2 separate regions of the Homo sapiens genome follow, and region 1 is linked to region 2. Evidence: chromatin contacts called from ENCODE Hi-C or POLR2A ChIA-PET data. All regions are on one chromosome and are shown on one strand. The core of a region is the stretch at or near the end of the contact, and the rest is flanking DNA. Distances in the headings are between cores, read along the strand shown. Region 1 holds the start of PSMG4 (proteasome assembly chaperone 4). Region 2 has its middle 31 kb from the start of SERPINB6.

The links. Hi-C counts contacts between places; a loop is a spot of excess contacts on that map. ChIA-PET counts read pairs that join two places held with the same protein, here RNA polymerase II (POLR2A). Pooled maps may share reads with other maps.
Region 1: a map of vagina shows a loop between it and region 2 (8-fold over the local background). The contact joins the promoter of PSMG4 here to the enhancer-like site in region 2. A Hi-C loop is called at or near these places in 1 of 168 maps with a recorded cell type or tissue (vagina) and 5 of 50 pooled maps. POLR2A ChIA-PET finds 5 or more read pairs at or near these places in 1 of 52 experiments (OCI-LY7).

What each region holds. Positions count from the first base shown.
Region 1 is chr6:3,256,440-3,260,709 of GRCh38, forward strand. It overlaps PSMG4 (proteasome assembly chaperone 4), which reads left to right and starts at 2,508. Exons shown (of 3, transcript NM_001128591.2): 1 at 2,508-2,757. The coding sequence starts at 2,584. RefSeq lists silencers at 2,328-2,577, 2,698-2,817, 2,868-2,967 and an enhancer at 3,088-3,217.
Region 2 is chr6:2,938,111-2,942,322 of GRCh38, forward strand. No RefSeq gene overlaps it. Among named protein-coding and RNA genes, the nearest start is that of SERPINB6, 31 kb to the right of the region's middle. Within about 2 kb of position 2,286, at least 9 of the 41 ENCODE cell types and tissues checked have a DNase peak (open chromatin) inside an H3K27ac peak, as active enhancers do.

The DNA of each region.
Region 1 (4,270 bases), core at 1,258-3,757, 320 kb after region 2:
AATTCCAGCTCTAACCCTTCAAATGTTGCATCTTCCTCCTCCTGTGATGTGTGGCCAGCCACTCGGTCATTTGGGGAACGGCTGGGGCGATTGTTACGGCACATGGTGGTGCCGGGGACCTGGTCACCTCTCCAGTTGTTGGGTTCCAGGCCCAGGCATCATAATGTTTTTGGGGGGTGACAACATTCAGCCGCCTGACCATCCATTCTTGATTTCTTTTGATAGTGTAAGGTGAATACCGCCCTTGCAGTAGGCAGGGTGGGCTGACTCCCTGGGCACTCTGGAGCCAAAATGGCCCATCAGAGTTGTGAGTTGTTCTGCACTGGGGCAAACTGGCCTGGCTTTCATAGTCTGCCTCCATCAGTTATTGTATGTGGGCTGCCACGGGGAGGGTGTGCAGACTCTAGAGGAGGCCGTGGCAGAAGGTAGGATTTGTAGCAGTTGGGACAAGTTTTTTTTGAAGTGGACCTAGGTGGCACATGCAGGCTCTTTGGAGACGCATCACAGATAATGAGGGGGGTTCCTGAGGACGTGAAAGGACAGGGTCAGAGCACAGGTGGATGGATTGACCTTCTGTACAAGGAGGGACATCTTTATCTTTCACTGTCACAGAGTGAGCAGAAGGAAAGATAGGGTCCAATGAAGATAAGCATTTTAGGAGAGGGACAAGGAGCTGGGAAAATCTGGCTTTGTCACCTCTATTTTCTGCATAACATCAGAAGCAAGGGCATCTGCTGAACTTGGGTTTGGGTCAGCTCAGGGTTTGGGGAGCATAGTCAAGGGGAGTGAGAGAGGACGCTGTCTAGGGACTGCAGGGCAGTGTTCCAGGGCCGCTGATGTTGGGCATGACTGGCTGTGACCCTCTGCCTGTGTGTTTCCCGAGCAGTGACAGCAAAGCTGGAGAGAGAGAGGAGCATTGAGGTTTTGAGACATGTATAACCAGTGAAACCATCATTACAATCCAGATTGAGAAATTTGCCATGCCAGCCAGGCCTTGAACTCTCCACCGGTCGGTAACTTTGTTTCCTTAATCTTTGGGTCCTCCTAGCTGATTGAAGGGCCTCAAATCACAAAGTAAAGGGATAAAACAATTATGGTGTAGCCATACAATGGAACACTGCTTAGTAATACAAAGACACAAGCCATTGACACACAAGCAGATGAACCCAAGATAATTATGATGAAGGAAAGAAGCTGGACAAAAAACAGTACATACTGTGTGATTCCACTGATACAAAACTCTGGAAAATGCAGACTAATCTGTGTGGCAGGAAGCAGATCAGTGGTTGGGGGCAGGAGTCATTACTGAGGGCAGGAGGGAGTACTGGACGCGTTCACTTTGTGGATTGTGATGATGATTTCACTGGCTATAACGTGTCAAGACTTCAATTTGTACACTATATATGTGCAGTTATTGTATGTTAATCACATTTTAATAAAGCTGTTAAAATATTGACCTGAAAATTAACTGTATTATTGAATCATCGATAATTAGCAAATAGAACTATGGAAAATGCCCTCTTAAATTTCAATTTAGTCAACTTAGATCTATTAGAGATTTTTAAAGCAGACCTTTTATAGTTCCAAGTTAAATCTCTAAAGTCAGTTGTAACAGAATCTGACAAAATGGGCTGTTTTCTTTTACCACCTTCTCTCTTAACCCATCAAGGCTTCCTTTTCTCAACTCTGTAATGTCCTGAAGTGTTCAAGGGGTCTCCCCATAGGTATGACAATGGGATGATTGGATGATTGTTGGTGCTTCCCATTAATCTCTCTTGAGATCCTTTCCACGTCTCCGAAAGGCACCTGTTCTTATTTGCATTTTGCAGATGAGGAAACTGAGTCTCAGAGAGGTTAAGGGGGTAGCCCGAGGCCATGTACATGACTGCAGCTTGGGACTCGGCGTCCAAAAGGGTGCCTGCCCATCCTCCTGCCAACTTAGTTGACACAATTTTCCTTTCTAAAGGCTTTCTCCCAATACCGTTGCCATTCTTAATTAGGGCTGGGTGCCGTCGAAGCCTCCTTGGAGTTAAAGGGCTGCTAGGAGGAGGAGGTGGGACGGGAGGTGGCCGTTCTCAGAGTGCTTGAAGAACTAATTAAAAATCAGTCTTTTTAAATTTTTAATTAAATTAATGTCTGTAGGGCGAAGTGTCACGGCCTGGGAGGACGGTGCGGCTGGCTTCAGCCCTTGAATGCCCCGCGTCAGTAATAATTAGGGGGTGGGGGGAAACAAAGCGAGGGTGAGTTCTGCTGGGCGCCCGTGGACTCCTAGAGGTCACTGTCGCACTCTGCTACTCAAGTGGGTTTCCCCAGCCCGTCCAGAGAGGTACTGGTGTGCGGGAGAGGCCAGCAAGACAACCAGGGACAGCTACTCCGCCCAGGGCCGGCAGCCGCCCCGCCTCGACCACGCCCCCAACCCAAGCCCGGGATCGCCCCTCCCCGACCACGCCCCTCACCCCCGCCCTTCCGGGGCCGAAAGCGAAAGCGCGCTCGGTCTCTCGGTGCTCGCTCCATCGGGTCTGGCGGGGCTGGCAGCGGCGAGGACCCGGGTCTGGCGCTGTGGGCCGGGAGCCGTGGGGCGGCATGGAGGGGCTGGTTGTCGCCGCCGGCGGGGACGTCTCCCTGCACAACTTCAGCGCGAGGCTGTGGGAGCAGCTGGTCCACTTCCACGTCATGCGGCTGACGGACTCGCTGTTCCTGTGGGTGGGGGCCACGCCGCACCTGCGCAACCTCGCCGTGGCCATGTGCAGCCGCTACGTGAGTGCCTGGCGGCCGAGGGTGCGGGCGGCGGGGCGGGGGCGCGGGGGCGCCGGGCCTGCGCGAGCTGCAGCCCCCCAGGCTTCTCTTGGGTCCACAGGGCGCCCTACTCCCCCGAAGCCCACCCGTGGGATGTCTTAGGAAGCCCGCGGGCGCCAGGGCCTGCACCACCTCGGGAGCTGCGCGCGGGCCCCGGGCCCCTCTCCTTGTCCCGCCGCCCCGCAGCTGCGTCCCGCACTGGTCTCTGTAGGTCAGAATGTCTTGGGTCTGTCCTCGCCACACGCTCGCTGGGGGACGCGTCTGCCTCGTAGCTCTCCTGCCATCTGGATTTTGAGCACACTGATAATTTTTTGGGGACTCTTGCGTCTCCACTGGATGTCTCAGGCATTTCGCACTAGGCACACATCAGGCTCTCTTCTCCAAACCTGCTCCCTCCTCCGCCTGACTGGCGCTGTGATGGCAGCTCCATCTTCCTGGCTGTGCGTTCAGAGCCTCGCAGTTGTCTTTGATTCCTCTTTCTTCACACTCCACGTGCTGAGTCCCTAGGCACTGCCGCCAGTCAAAGCAGACAAAACCCAAGCCGCCCTCACCTTCACCCTGCCGCGCTGGGCCAAGCCTGGGACATTATCATTTCCCCTCCTCTCCCGCCTTTCCGGCTTTGCGTGTCGCCGCCTGGTTTCTCCTGGTTTCCTGAGGCAGCTGTAAGAAAGTGCCACAGACCGCGTGGCTTAAAACAACAGAGGTTTATTCTCAAAGATCTGTAGACAAGGTCTCTCACTGTCACCCAGGCTGGGGTACAGTGTCATTATTATAGCTCACTGTCACCTCAAACTCCTGGGCTTAAGTGATCCTCCTTCCTCAGCCTCCCGAGTAGCTAGGACTACAGACATGTGCCACCATACCTGGCTAATTGTGTTTTTTTGTAGAGATGGGGGTCTCACTATTTTGCCCAGGCTGTTCTTGAACTCCTGGCCTCAAGTGATGATCCTCCTTCCTCAGTGAGCCCGACTCTTCTCATAAGGACATCAGTAATGTTGGATTAAGGGCCCATCCTACTCCAGTATAACCTTGTCTTAAATTGTATATATATATATATTTTTTTTTTTTTTTTTTGAAGCAAAGTCTTGCTCTGTCGCCCAGGCTGGAGTGCAATGGCGTGATCTTGGCTTACTGCAACCTCCGCCTCCCAGGTTCAAGCAGTTCTGCCTCACCCTCCTGAGTAGCTGGGATTACAGGTGTGAGCCATCACGCCGGGCTAATTTTTGTAGTTTCAGTAGAGCTGAGGTTTCATTATGTTGGCCAGGCTGATCTCGAAATTCTGACCTCGTGATCCGCCTGCCTCGGCCTCCCAAAGGCAAGCAAGTCCCTTTGGAAGTAAAGAATCTTTATGCTAATCTTTATCCTAAAGTGCCGGGATTATAGGCGTTAGCCGCCGCGCCTGGTCTAAATTACATCTTATTTACATCTGCAGAGACCCTGTTTACAAACAAGGTCACATTCATAGGTACCCAGA
Region 2 (4,212 bases), core at 1,036-3,535:
TGCCGGTGCCTGCTGGTGCATCCCATTCCTCTCAACTTCCAGCCGCTCGTGTGTTCCTCCACTGATGTACTCCTCTCGATATGCAGCCACCTGTGTGTCTGCCTGCTAGCGTCTCAGGGTTTTACAGGCACAGGGTAGGGGCGTGGCAGGCCAGGGTGGTCTTGAGAAGTGCAACATTGGGGCAGGAAAACAAAAATGCCTGTCCTCAACTAGGTCCGTGGGCACAGGCCCAGGGTTGGAGCCCTAGCCAGGGACCACGCCCTTCCCCCCCCCGCCATGTTATTTAAAGAGAGCACACCCTTCCATATCAGTGGAATGGCTAAAACAAGCTAATTCCCATACGCATTACCTCATCTATTTTTTTTGTGATGAGAATGTCAGAGTAGGCGGTTAGACGTGAGCAGGGCATGCACGGGCCCCCAAGAATGTTGGACATTTGTCAAGCCACAGTCACAATTATAAATCTGTCCCTCTGAAATAATGAGCAAGACAAGGAAGGGACCCCAGAGCTGTCTGGTTCTCATTGGGACCGGGATTGAAGGGCATAAAACTATCCCTCTAGGGTAATAAGTGGCCATGGCTGGCGCTGGGAATAACAGGAGTCTTGCAACAGACAGAAGACACCTGGAGTTAGCAAGGCAGTCCCAGACAAGGTTTTGAGCATGTGCAGTAATAGAAAGGTGTGAAATTTACCCGGTGTATGACTTTCCTCTAGGGGCGCTCGACCAGTAAGGGAGAATTGCATCTAATGGGCATGCGCACAACTTCAGTAACCATCCAGCGCCTACTGGGAGGGCTACTGGGCATGCAATACTTGAGGGCCAGCCCGGGAGGTGAAGAACAAAGAGTGGAGACAGCCTGGAAAAGAGTAAGGGGTATAAAAACTGTAAGCAGGCCTGGGGTGGTGGCTCACGCCTGTAGTTCCAGCACTTTGGGAGGCTGAGGCAGGTGGATCATGAAGTCAGGAGATCAAGACCATCCTGGTTTACATGGTGAAACCCTGTCTCTACTAAAAATACAAAAAATCAGCCAGGCGTGGTGGCAAGCACCTGTAGTCCCAGCTACTCGGGAGGCTGAGGCAGGAGAATCGCTTGAACCCTGGAGACAAAGGTTGCAGTCAGCTGAGATTGTACCACTGCACTCCAGCCTGGGCAATAGAGCGAGACTCCGTCCAAAAAAAAAAAAAAATCAAAGCGGAAGCAGCACTTGATTTTTGAAGTCTCCTGCTTGACCCTCTTCCAAGCCTACTTTCTCCAATGAACTTTCACATTGCTTAAAATAAATGTTCCCTTGCCTGTCTCTCATTTGAATTCTTTCCTTTTAAAAGTACAAAGTGAGAAGTGACAGCATGCTGGCAGTCCTCACAGCCCTCGGTCGCTCTGGGTGCCTCCTCTGCCTGGGCTCCCACTTTGGCGGCACTTGAGGAGCCCTTCAGCCCGCCGCTGCACTGTTGGAGTCCGTTTCTGGGCTGGCCACGCAAGGCCGGAGCCGGCTTCCTCAGCTTGCAGGGAGGTGTGCAGAGAGAGGCGCCAGCGGGAACTGGGGCTGTGCGCGGCGCTTGCGGGCCAGCTGGAGTTCCGGGTGGGCGTGGGCTTGGCGGGCCCCGCACTCGGAGCAGCCGGCCGGCCATGCCGGCCTCGGGCAATGAGGGGTTTAGCACCCGGGCCAGTGGCTGCAGAGGGTGTACTGGGTTCCCCCATAGTGCCAGCCCACCAGCGCTGCGCCCTATTTCTCACTGGGCCTTAGCTGCCTTCCCGCGGGGCAGGACTTGGGACCTGCAGCCCGCCATGCCCGAGCCTCCCTGATGAACACCACCCCCTACTCCATGGCTCCCAGTCCCATCGACCACCCAAGGGCTGAAGAGTGTGGGCGCATGGCGTGGGAGTGGCAGGCAGCTCCACCTGCAGCCCCAGTACAGGATCCACTGGGTGAAGCCAGCTGGGCTCCTGAGTCTGGTGGGGACCATGGAGAACATTTGTGTCTGGCCCAGCGATTGTAAATACACCAATCGGCACTCTGTATCTAGCTCAAGGTTTGTAAACACACCAATCAGCATCCTGCATCTAGCTCAAGGTTTAGTGAATGCACCAATTGACACTCTATATCTAGCTACTCTGGTGGGGCCTTGGAGAACCTTTATGTCTAGCTCAGGGATTGTAAACGCACCAATCAGCGCCCTGTCAAAACAGACCACTTGGTTCTACCAATCAGCAGGATGTGGGTGGGGCCAGATAAAAGAATAAAAGCAGGCTGCCGGAGCTTGTAGTGGTAACCCGTTGGGGTTTTCTGTGCTGTGATAAGGTTTGTTCGTTTGCATTTGGCGTCTGCGTTGCCTTTATGAGCTGTAGCGCTCACTGCGAAAATTGTCACTTTATTTCTGAAGTGGGTGAGATGACGAGCCCGGCAGGAGGAACGAAACACTCATCTGTGAAAGTTGCAACTTCATTTCTGAAGTAGGTGAGACGACTCTGTGAAAGTTGCAACTTCATTTCTGAAGTGGGTGAGACGACGAGCCCATTAGGAGGAACGGAACACTCACTGCGAAAGTTGCAATTTCATTTCTATAGTGGGTGAGACGACGAGCCCAGTGAGAGTGAACGAACAACTCCAGGCGCGCCGCCTTAAGAGCTATAGTATTCACTGAGGGTTTGCGGTTTTATTCTTGAAGTCAGTGAAACCAAAAACCAATTTCTGGGTGTAAAAAGACCAAGGTTCTTGCAAGGTTGCTCCTCCCAAATTCCTTCAGATAGGGGAAGACACACAGTTTACAAGAACATTTTGAATCTTACTCATTTTCAAGTATATAATATATATTTTTAATTGTAGCCAACATGACTTACAATAAGTAAACTTAAAAAGATATAAGCCACCCATGTTGGGTGTGGGGGTACATGCCAGTAATCCCAGCTGCGTGGGAGGCTGAGGTGGGGTAGATTGCTGGAGTCCAGGAATTTGAGGCCAGCCTGGGCAACATAACACCCCATTTCTGAAAGTAAACAAAGCCCTAATTATGTTCATTTTCCCCCTTCATTTTCAGATTTCCCATTTTGGCCACGCTTCACATGCGACACATATAGAAGTACACAGCAGCTTCCCCCCTTACCTGCAAGGGATATGTTCAGAGATCTCCAGTGGATGCCTGAAACTATGGATAGTACTGAATCCTATATATACTGTTTTTTTCTATACATATAATAAAGTTTATAAATTAGGTACAGTAAGAGATTAAAAACTCAAAATATGAGTTAAACTCATATGCAATATAATATATGCAATAAAATTGAAATACTGTCAAACTCTGTAAAGTATTTGAAGAGATTTGTTCTGAGCCAAATGTGAGTGACCGTGGCCTCTGACACAGCCCCTGGAGATCCTGAGAACACGTGCCCAAGGTGGTGGTGGTCAGGGGGGAGCTTCTGGGTCGCAGGTGGATTCCAAGATTTTCTGGTTGAAAGTTCATCTAAAGACCTGAAATCAATAGAAGGGAGTGTGTGGGTTAAGATAAGGTGTTGTGGAGACCAAGGGTCTTATTCTGCAGATGAAGCGAGCAGGCTTCAGAGAGCATCTATTGTAAATGTCTCTTTTCAGACTCTCCTGGATCAGGAGAAAGACCCGGAAAGGGAAGGAGATTATCTACAAAAATGTAGATTTTCCCCACAAGAGGCAGCTTTGCAGGGCCATTTCAAAATATGTCAAAGAAATATGTTTTGGGGTAAAATACTTCAATTTCTTTCAGGGCCCGTTGTCTGTCATGTTGGTAGCTAATTGCTAGATAGAGTCTGTTTTGTCAGCGTTAAGGTCTGTTTTAATGTAATGCTGGTCAGCTGTGCCTGAATTCCAACGGGAGGAAGGTAGAATGAGGCATGTCTGAGCCCCTCCTCCCTATTTCACATCGTGGCCTGAACTAGTGTTTCAGGTTTACTTTCGAATGCCTTTGGCTGAGAGGAGGGGTCCATTTGGTTGGGGGGCTTAGAATTTTATTTTTGGGCCAGGCTTGGTGGTTCATGCCTATAATCCCAGCGCTTTGGGACGCTGAGGCGGGCGGATCACCTGAGGTCGGGAGTTCGAGACCAGCCTGACCAACACAGAGAAACCCTGTCTCTACTAAAAATACAAAATTATCTGGGCGTGGTGGCGCATGCCTGTAATCCCAGCTACTCGGAAGGCTGAGGCAGGAGAATCGCTTGAACCCAGGAGGCGGAGATTGCGGTG